Linked DNA regions of Homo sapiens: regions 2 and 3 are each linked to region 1. Evidence: chromatin contacts called from ENCODE Hi-C or POLR2A ChIA-PET data. All regions are on one chromosome and are shown on one strand. Each heading gives the region's core, a stretch centred on a gene start or an enhancer-like site at or near the end of the contact. The rest is flanking DNA. Distances are from core to core; before and after follow the strand shown. Region 1 holds the start of BPTF (bromodomain PHD finger transcription factor). Region 2 has its middle 14 kb from the start of PRKAR1A. Region 3 overlaps ARSG (arylsulfatase G).

Evidence for each region. A loop is a pair of places that touch in the nucleus more often than their neighbours do. ChIA-PET counts read pairs that join two places held with the same protein, here RNA polymerase II (POLR2A). Pooled maps may share reads with other maps.
Region 2: a pooled map shows a loop between it and region 1 (3-fold over the local background). The contact joins the enhancer-like site here to the promoter of BPTF in region 1. A Hi-C loop is called at or near these places in 3 of 37 single-sample maps with no recorded cell type and 3 of 50 pooled maps. POLR2A ChIA-PET finds 5 or more read pairs at or near these places in 6 of 52 experiments (A673, B cell, BJ and 3 more).
Region 3: a pooled map shows a loop between it and region 1 (5-fold over the local background). The contact joins the enhancer-like site here to the promoter of BPTF in region 1. A Hi-C loop is called at or near these places in 5 of 50 pooled maps. POLR2A ChIA-PET finds 5 or more read pairs at or near these places in 2 of 52 experiments (BJ and K562).

What each region holds. Positions count from the first base shown.
Region 1 is chr17:67,823,921-67,826,899 of GRCh38, reverse strand. BPTF (bromodomain PHD finger transcription factor) reads right to left here and starts at 1,397. Exons shown (of 28, transcript NM_182641.4): 1 at 563-1,397. The coding sequence starts at 1,175. RefSeq lists enhancers at 524-793, 756-1,451, 1,452-2,149 and silencers at 844-1,043, 1,224-1,273, 1,474-1,543.
Region 2 is chr17:68,496,734-68,499,712 of GRCh38, reverse strand. It overlaps a transcript of PRKAR1A not described here. Among named protein-coding and RNA genes, the nearest start is that of PRKAR1A, 14 kb to the left of the region's middle. RefSeq lists a silencer at 983-1,166. Within about 2 kb of position 1,557, at least 17 of the 41 ENCODE cell types and tissues checked have a DNase peak (open chromatin) inside an H3K27ac peak, as active enhancers do; they include B cell, GM12878 and OCI-LY7, where a contact is called at or near this core.
Region 3 is chr17:68,345,185-68,348,163 of GRCh38, reverse strand. ARSG (arylsulfatase G) reads right to left here. Exons shown (of 12, transcript NM_001267727.2): 4 at 992-1,039. Among named protein-coding and RNA genes, the nearest start is that of ARSG, 55 kb to the right of the region's middle. RefSeq lists enhancers at 1,281-1,420, 1,441-1,550, 2,822-2,979. Within about 2 kb of position 1,568, at least 13 of the 41 ENCODE cell types and tissues checked have a DNase peak (open chromatin) inside an H3K27ac peak, as active enhancers do.

The sequences.
Region 1 (2,979 bases), core at 148-2,647:
TTTCCTTAACACAATTTTAAAACCACAGCTAGGGGTGTGAAAACGCATTTTTTTGTGCGTGTTTGTGTACCACAATCTGTCCAAATCCTTAATTCCCTTTTAAGTAACAGATATATAATAAAAATCCGAAAGAAACCACATTAGAAATGCAAAGAGGTTTGCAAAACAAGAGGCTTCTTTCATTCCAGAAAACCACACCAAAACAAGGGGAGAAAAATGAATGCAATGGATATGTGTTTGCCAAAGTTTCAATCCTGCCCGGTGGAGACACTGCACTGGCACAAATTTTGAAGAGGAAAAAAAGGGGGTTGGGGGGGGGAGAGAGAGCGAGCGAGTGTGGCCTGCAAACTGCAACAATGCAATCTCCATTTTGAACAATGCGCCTCTTTCCTCTTGTAAATCTAGTTTTTTGCCACTTGATGTGCCGTCGCATTTCCCCTCTGTTTGGGGGGGAGGCGGGGTTGGGGGGAGATCGGAGCAGGATGCACAGCACACGAGTGAGCAAGGGGGGAGGGCAGAGGAGGTGGGGAAGGAGTCTGCAGCAACTGGGCTGGGTGGGTACCTGGAGTGCTGCTGTAGGTACTATGGCTCCTGAAGCTGCTTTCCGTGCAGTAACTGGCGTCGTCGTCGTCGTCTTCCATCTCCTCCGGATAATCGGAGTCATCGTCGTCCTCTTCCATCTCATCCTCCTCGTCGTCCTCAGAATCCTGGGTCTCCTCGGCGTCGCCGTCCTCCTCCTCCTCCTCCTCGGAGACCATGTCCTCCTCTTCCTCCTCCTCCTCGCTCTCGTGGTCATCGTACACCACTTTGTTGACGGCCCTCCGGGCCGCGGTGGTCCGGGCCAGGTGGCCGCCGCCGCCCCCGCCCCCCGTCCTGCCGCCCCCGCCTCCTCGCCCCCCCCGGCCCGGGGCGCTGGTGCTGGGGGGGGCCGGCGGCGGCGGCGGCGGCTTCCTCCGGCTACTGCTGCCCCCCCTGGGCGAGCTCAGCCGCGTCTTGGGCGCCACCTCAGCCTGGGCGGCGGCCCACCTGCCCCGGCTGCTGCCGCGGTGCCGCGAGCGGAGCCCCCCGATGGGTCCGGACGTGGGCGGCGGCGGCGGTGGCGGCGGGGCCGGGGCGCAGCGCTCCGCAGCGGGAGCCGCGGGCTGCTTGGGCGGCCTGCCCCGCCGGCCCCTCATGTCGGAGCCGAGGCGGGGGGAGAAGGAAAGCGAAGGGGGAGGGGCGGGCGCAGGGGGGGCGGTGGGGAGCGCCGGGGCCGGGTGGGGAGGCCCGCGGGGCCGGGCGGGAGGGGCCCGGCCGACGGAAGCGGGTGGAGGGAGAAGGCTCAATCCGAATTGCTGGGGCCCCACTCCGGATCGCCTTCAGCCGCCATCTTGTTTCTTCCCTCTCGCTCGGTGACTGGGGGAACCGACAGCGGCCGCAGGCCCAGAGCGCGGTCACGTGAGCTGCGCCGCCGACGAGCCTGGGACGGAGCGAAGCGGCGCGGCGGCCGCTAGGGGGAGCGCGGGAGCGTCGAGTCGGGGGCGGGGAGCCCTGGGCGCCTGGGCTCGGCACAGCGCGGTGCGGCTGGACTCCGGGCGCGGGTGGCGCGGCAAAACTCCGGGCGCAGGTGGCGCGGCTGAGAGGGGCGCGCAGCTCGCGAAATGCCCGGCGTCAAAGGCCTTCGGAGACCAAAGTCTCCGCGGACCGCTGGCTGGAGCCCAAAGCCGGCCGGACCTCCTCCCCGCGTCTCCCCTTTCGCGGCTCGGAGAGGAAGGCAAGGGAGCCCCCAAATATCATTCCCTTCCCTCCCCCTATGGAAACTGATGCTGAAAGAGCCAGCGAGAGAAAGAAAAAAAAAAGTCGCGGAGAGGGGCGGCCCAAGCGACCGAGGGCACCGGGCAGCGCCAGCGACAGAGGGAAATTAGTCGAGGGGACAGAGAGACAAGCCCCCTGAACTTAGGAAACTCTGAAGCATGGAGCTGGAGTCCAGAAAATGACTCCAATGACAACTGCTCCGGATCTGTGCCAGGAGCCACGCCCCGGGCTGCCACGCCCGGAGGGAGGGGCGCCCTAAGACCTGTAGCGTGGAATCCGCACTGGGAAAGCCTCAGTAAACTCCAGAACGCAACTACTGCACGTTCCAATGTCCCGCCACCTTCCCAGTGCCCCAGCTAGGACTTCGATCACCTCAGCAAGAACTTACCTCTCCTTTGCAGTGGAAAAGAGGGAATCCTGCCTAAAACCTACTTCACGGTGTTAAATGTTTGTATTATCGGGAAATAACCTTAATTTATTGACCTGACAAGTCACTAGGTTTCAGCTTAGCCCAAAGGACGAATCATGATGACATTTCAGGCACCCTCAAACCTTATCACAGCGACTCAACCCTGAGTGGTTGAGGTCAGCTCTTTAGATAAGAGAAAGGTGTTATAAACATATGAATATTTATTGAGAGAAGTGACAACCGAAAAGTAATTTAAAGAAAAATAGTTGGCCGGGCGTGGTAGCTCACACCTGCAATCCCAGTCCTTTGAGAGGCCAAGGCCGGATGATAGCTTGAGGTCAAGAGTTCAAGACCAGCCTGGGCAACATAGCAGGACCTCGTCTTTAGAAAAAATTTGAAAAATTAGCCGGGCATGGTGGTGTGCACCTGTGGTCCCAGCTAGCGAGAGGCTGAGGTGGGAGGATTGCTTGAGCCTGGGAGGTGGATGTTGCAGTGAGCCGTGATTGCACCACTGCACTCCAGCTTGGGTGACAGAGCAAGACCCTGTCTCAATTTTTTTTAAAAAAGATGCTGGGCGCGGTGGCTCACGCCTGTAATCCCAGCACTTTGGGAGGCTGAGGAGGGCGGATCACCAGGGCAGGAGTTTGAGACCAGCCTGGCCAATATGGTGAAACCCCATCTCTACTAAAAATGCAAAAGTTCTGTACTAAAAATACAAAAGTTAGCCAGGCGTGGTGGTGCGTGCCTGTAGTCCCAGCTACTCCAGAGGCTGAGGC
Region 2 (2,979 bases), core at 308-2,807, 670 kb before region 1:
CAACACAAGCAATTCTCCTCTGTATACTGAAGAAAATTGTAGTAGAAATTCCAACACCTATTCTGAGAAACCCAACGTGCATTTTCCACCTTGAAATAAACATTTTACATGCAATGGTCTTAATAATGGTCATTAGTGAGCTGTAGTAAGCAACCCTGATGGATAGCCCATCTGGTCGGAAGCCTGGCTTGCTGTCCCAGCCCTGCCTGCTCCTAGATTTGGATTCTGGAATGCAAATCAGCACCCAATTTCTGAATATTTTCTCATCCCTTGTTGCTGAGTTTGTCTTGCTTACTTATATCCCTCCTCTCTCTCTCTCTCTCTCTCTCTCTCTCTCTCTCTCTTTTCCTCCCTTCTACTTCCATGACATCCCTGCTCTCTGATATAAGAAGAATGAGGAAGAATAGGTTAAGAGGGAGAAGGAACACTTTCCAGCAGAGGAAATGTGCAGAACACCCAAAGATGAGCAAATTCAGGCTGGAGGACATTTAGGAAACTACAAGTAATTCCACTGGATGTGAAGCCAGAAACTGTGTGAAGGGCATTGGCAAGAGGTGAGTCTGAAGAGCTCATGACAGTGACAATAACACATGGAGAGATCTTCTGTGCCTGGAACCGTTGTGAGGTTTCACATAGATTCCCACACCCTACCCTCACAGCACCTTTTGAGGTACGTACTATTGTTGTTCCTATTTTACAGATAAGGAAACTCCGGCATACAGAAGTTACACAACTTGCCCAAGTCATGTAGTGAGGAAGAGGCAGAGCTGGGGTGTGAACGAGGACCCTAAGCAAAGCTACTGAACTTGGACTTCCACCTGAGAGCTACAGAAGACCTTTAAAGAGGAGAGGGATCTGATTGGCCTGTACTTTAGAGAGATTGTAGGATGCCAGTGTGTCCCCTGATGCCAATAACAAGACTGAAACTGAGGATGTTTGGGAGTTAACACTCGAAGAAGATGTCAACAGACATCAGAGCCAGCACAGGAAGCAAGCGGGCAGTGGCGTGGGATGGAACTAGGGCCAATTGCCAGGTTTCCAAGAACTGAGTGGGGAGCTGCCAGGATTGCAGCCAAGGCTGCAGGAGATAAGGGCATGGGGATGGCACCTAACTGGCTCAGGCTATTTCTCAAAGGCAGGAGCACCCACCAGCTTCCTTGACCCTGACTGTACCCAGTGCCTGACACCAACTTATCTTTTCCAATTTATCTCCCTGGGTTCACATCCTCCCACAACCAGAACCTATTCTGTCATTTATACCCACACGTATTCACAAAACGACCCAGGGGCATTGCAAGAAATAAATACGTAATGAAATGATGTTAAAATATGGATAAAAACAAATATTAAGACCAGAGAAAACACTCATCAGAGCAGAAATTGAGCTTTTGGGGAGGAAAGGAGAAGAAACTCAAATATTCAAGCTGTGTGGTTCCTTGCTCTTGCTCAAGTTAAGCTCAAGTTTGAAGCTAAACTTCCAGTCAAAGTGAAAACGAAGGCAAGGTCATTTACATGGTCGTTACGGAGAGAAAAGAGGAAGTGCACCAGCTGCCAAGAAAACTTGTGGCCCTTTGCTAGCAAAGGTGTGGCATGAATTTTCAAAGTGGACTGCTTTCCAATCCCTTAACCCCCCCTTTACTTCCCCCATCACACCTGTGTTTAGGTGGTTGCATCCATCTAGCTTACAAGCATGTAAGTGTCAATCAAAATCCTGCCCAAATTTTAGAGCCCATCTTAAGTAGTTTGGCACCCATGAAGAAGGTGTCTTTTCCCTCCCTGGTCAGAAGTTTTTCCCCTTAATTATTTCTCTGCCTTGTTGTTGCTTCTTTCATAGCACTCATTATATTCTCTCACATGTTACAATTCAATGTCTATGTGTCTTGTCTTTCGTGAGGCAGCATAGCCTAATGGTTAGAGCAACAGCTCAGGAGTCAACCTCCCTGGGTTCTAGCTTGCCCCTCTCTGGCTGTGTAACCTTGGGCAACATACTTGATCCATCTAAGCTTCAGTTTTTTTTCATCTGTAAAATGAGAATCATAAGAGCATCATCCTTGTTCTCTTAGCACGGCACTTGGCACATGGTAAATTATCACATTTTTATCAGCATCTTCATAATTATCATCTCATCTCCTAGGGCTGTCAGTACAGTAGCCACTAGCCACAGGGAGCTCTTCAAATCTAAATTAATTATAATCAAATAAAGCTTAAAAGTCTTTTCCTTAGGGGTACTAGCCTCATTTCAAGTGCCAGCTGTAGCTAGTGACTACCATATTGGACAGCCCAGATACAGCATATTCCCACAATCACAGAAAGTTCTAAAGTTCCCTCTAGAACGGGGACTAGCAATTTTTTTTCTGTCAACGGTCAAATAGGTAATTATTTTAGACTTTGTGGCCATAAGGTCTTTGTTGCAACCACTCACCTTCACCACTATAGTGTGAAAGCAGCATAGACAACAAATAAATGAATGGGCATGGCTGTGTTCCAATAAAAGTTGACTTATGGACACTTTAAAGTAAATTTCATCTAATTTTTATGTCACAAAATATCATTCTCCATTCGAGCTTGTTTAGCCACTGAAAAATATACAGCCAGGCACAGTGGCTCACGCCTGTAATCCCAGAAATTTGGGAGGCCTGGGCAGGCAGATCACTTGAGCTCAGGAGTTCGAGACCAGCCTGAGCAGCATGGCAAAACCCTGTCTCCACAAAAAATACAAAAATGGGCCAGACATGGTGGTGTGTGCCTATAGTCCCAGCTATTTGTGGGGCTGAGGCAGGAGGATCACTTGGGCCCAGGAGGTCAAGTGCAGTAAGCTGTGTTTGCACCACTGCACTCTAGCCTGGGTGACAAAGTGAGACCCTGTCTCAAAAAAAAAAAAAAAAAAAAAAAAAGTAAAAACTAAGCTTAAGAGCTGTACAAAAACAGGTGATAGATCCAAATTTGTTGACCCCTTCTTTTAGAATATAAACTCCATTT
Region 3 (2,979 bases), core at 319-2,818, 520 kb before region 1:
CACGAATGCCCACCTGGGAAAAGGGGCTCAAGGGAGGAGAGGGAGAGGAATGAGCATCAAAGGGGAGGTAAGAGTTGAAGAAGACGTCAGCCAATGGGGTTACTGACCAGTGGGTCCCTGCTGAAGGCTGGCTCCAGGCCAACCCTCTGAAAGTCATTCTCCAAATGCAAAAATCTTCCAATGCAAACCTTCCGCCAGGTCTAGGACAGAACAATTCAGCCGTTTTCCATAGAGATAGGGAGAGATACTGGGGCAGGGGAGGGGAGAAGTCTGCAAAATAGTCAGAGAATCACATTTGCTTATAAAATGGCAGAAGAGGAAGGGGCCAGGGACAGGAGAAGCCACCAAAGCTGAGATCATGGTAAATGCCTTTAAGAGAAAGTCCACGGCTTCCTATAGGAAATGGAAAAGGTCAGTGGCACGAACTGCAACTTTGAAAAACCATCAGTAATTCAGTGAATTGGACGTTTGGAGAATCCGCCCTTCAGCAAAGTGATTTTCAGAGAACCAGCTTTGGTAGCTTGATCTTGGCCTACTTCCCCAAGGCCAGAGGGTGAGGAAGCAAAGGCTGCAGGAAGAGGCCAAGAGGCAGCATCTCCTGTTTGGGTCTATGGCCAGGTTTCCTGCTTCGGTGAACCCATCAGTCAATTTTTACTTCTTCCCAGATTAGCCATGTCTGGACCTCATGGGGCAGAATGTTCCCTGAGGTGTAAAGAACCGAGAGATGGCAAAAAAGCTGATGGGCCTGTGATGGGGCAGTTGGAAGGGCAAACAGGCACCAAGGAAGGACAGTCAAGGAAGATGCCAGCAAGTGGGATGTAAGGTCCCGGAGAGCCCTGGCACCCCAAATGCACTCAAATGACCTCGTGAACAAAGATGTCCTAACTTAGGGTTGCCCCCAGAGACAGGATGGCTTAGCTGTTCATGGAGTCTTACACAGAGACCTTTATTTTCTGTTTCCCAGGTAACAAATCCCCAAAAGAATTCTTACCACGGAAGTTGGGGTGATAAGAGCCGTGGTGTCCAAGATGCCATTTGCCTGTAGAAAAACATAAGAGAGATTTTCAGAGGAATCCCCATAGGGGTACCACAGCCCCCTGAGGAGCTGATCACACACTCAGCTCTCCATTAGCTTCGCCTCGCACTGTGGACAAGCCAAAAGAAGCTGCAATGTGGTGTACAAGCCAGGCTTTGCTCTCTGGGGCCGAGACGGTGTCCACAGGGACACATAAAGGATGACCCCAGACTCACACGGGAAACCACAGTGAAAGGGGAAGACAGCCCATCACCAGGAGCCCGGAGAAGCCTGAGCCTCTGCCCCTCAAAGAGGGCTCCACAGACACAGCAACCCCACATGGGCTCCTTCACTTTGCCCTCCCGCGCTGGGGCCCTGCAAAGGCACCAGGAGGCCCAGGGTGCAGGTGCACCGCCCCACATCGTCTCAGAAATGCCCGCTTCCTGCCTGGTTTCATCATCTTCCTCTCTGGCCAACATCAGCAGCCCGCAGTTCAAGCACCGAGACACCTACGGGGCAGCAAATGAGGAAACTCAGACACCCTGCTGCTCCTCGGTCTGCAAATGCGCTCAGTCTGGGGGAATAATCGGGCAATGTGTGGCAAGAGCTCTGACAGTGTCAGAACTCTCTGATCTGCTCTTCCGCTCTGAGGAGTAGACCCCAGGGACGCCACCCCCATGGTGAGGGGGCAAAGAAAAGAATGTGGTACAAAGATTGAGACGCTGGCAGCATTAAACCGCTCAAACGAGAGATTAACGGGCAACCACAGGAGTATGTCTAAGTACATTATTTGATGTGGCCTCAATAAGGAACTATCGATCTATTTTTTCAAGACAACTGCATGTAGCAAAAATTAAGAATCGGTGAAACTGGATGAAGGGCCTCTAGGAGTCCATTATTCCCTCCCTGCAACTGCTCTATGGGATTGAAAAAAAAGATTAATAAAAAATTGAGAGAAATGGGCTCTCAATTTCTCTCAATTGAGTGGCTCATGTCTGTAATCCCAGCACTTTGGGAGGCCGAGGCAGGCGGATCACATGAGGCCAGGAGTTTGAGACTAGCCTGGGCAACGTGGCAAAACCTTATCTCTACTAAAAATACAAAAATTAGCTGGGTGTGGTGGTGCACGCCTGTAATCCCAACTACTCGGGAGGCTGAGGCAGGAGAATCACTTGAACCCGGGAGGTGGGGGTTGCAGTGGGCAGAGATTGAGCCACTGTACTCCAGCCTGGGTGACAGAGTAAGACTTTGTCCCAAATAAATAAAAAAGATTGAGAGAAATGTATTAAGCATTATGTGAAATATTTGGATTAAACATTACATGAGAACATGACATTATATTAAAATTATGAAAAGTATTGTTTAATCATAAAAATTATACTATGTAAAATTATATGACATGGAAACATAGAATAATGTGAAAGGGGGAAAAGTGGAGCCCAGTGGTATTCGCACAGCTAGGCAACACATAAACATGGACCAAGATTAGAAGCAAAGTGTGAGTGTTGTAAAAGGATCTGATATTCCTTTGGTGGGTCTTTAATTTTTCCTAAAAGTGTACTTTAGTTCATAATTGCAACAGCTGGATATGCTTAAATATCCTGCCCAGGATGTGCAAAAGGTGTCGTGAGTGGTGAGGGGGTGAGGAATGCAGCTAAACAGTCAAGCTGCAAACAGTTGCTTACTGGGAGTTTAAAGGCATGAAGACGGAGGGGCCAGTGAGGTCAAATTCAGCTCCAGAAGAAGCCAGCCCCACTTCTGCAGCATAGGGGCTGAGTCTGGGACAGCCCTGGGACCTAACTCTTCCTGGCTATGAGTTTTATTATTTATTTACTTATTTGTAGATACAGAGTCTCACTATGGTGCCCAGGCTGGTCTCGATCTCCTGGGCTCGAGGGATCCTCCCACCTCGGCCTTCCATAGTGCTGGGATTACAGGCGTGAGCCACTTCGTTCAGCTGGCTG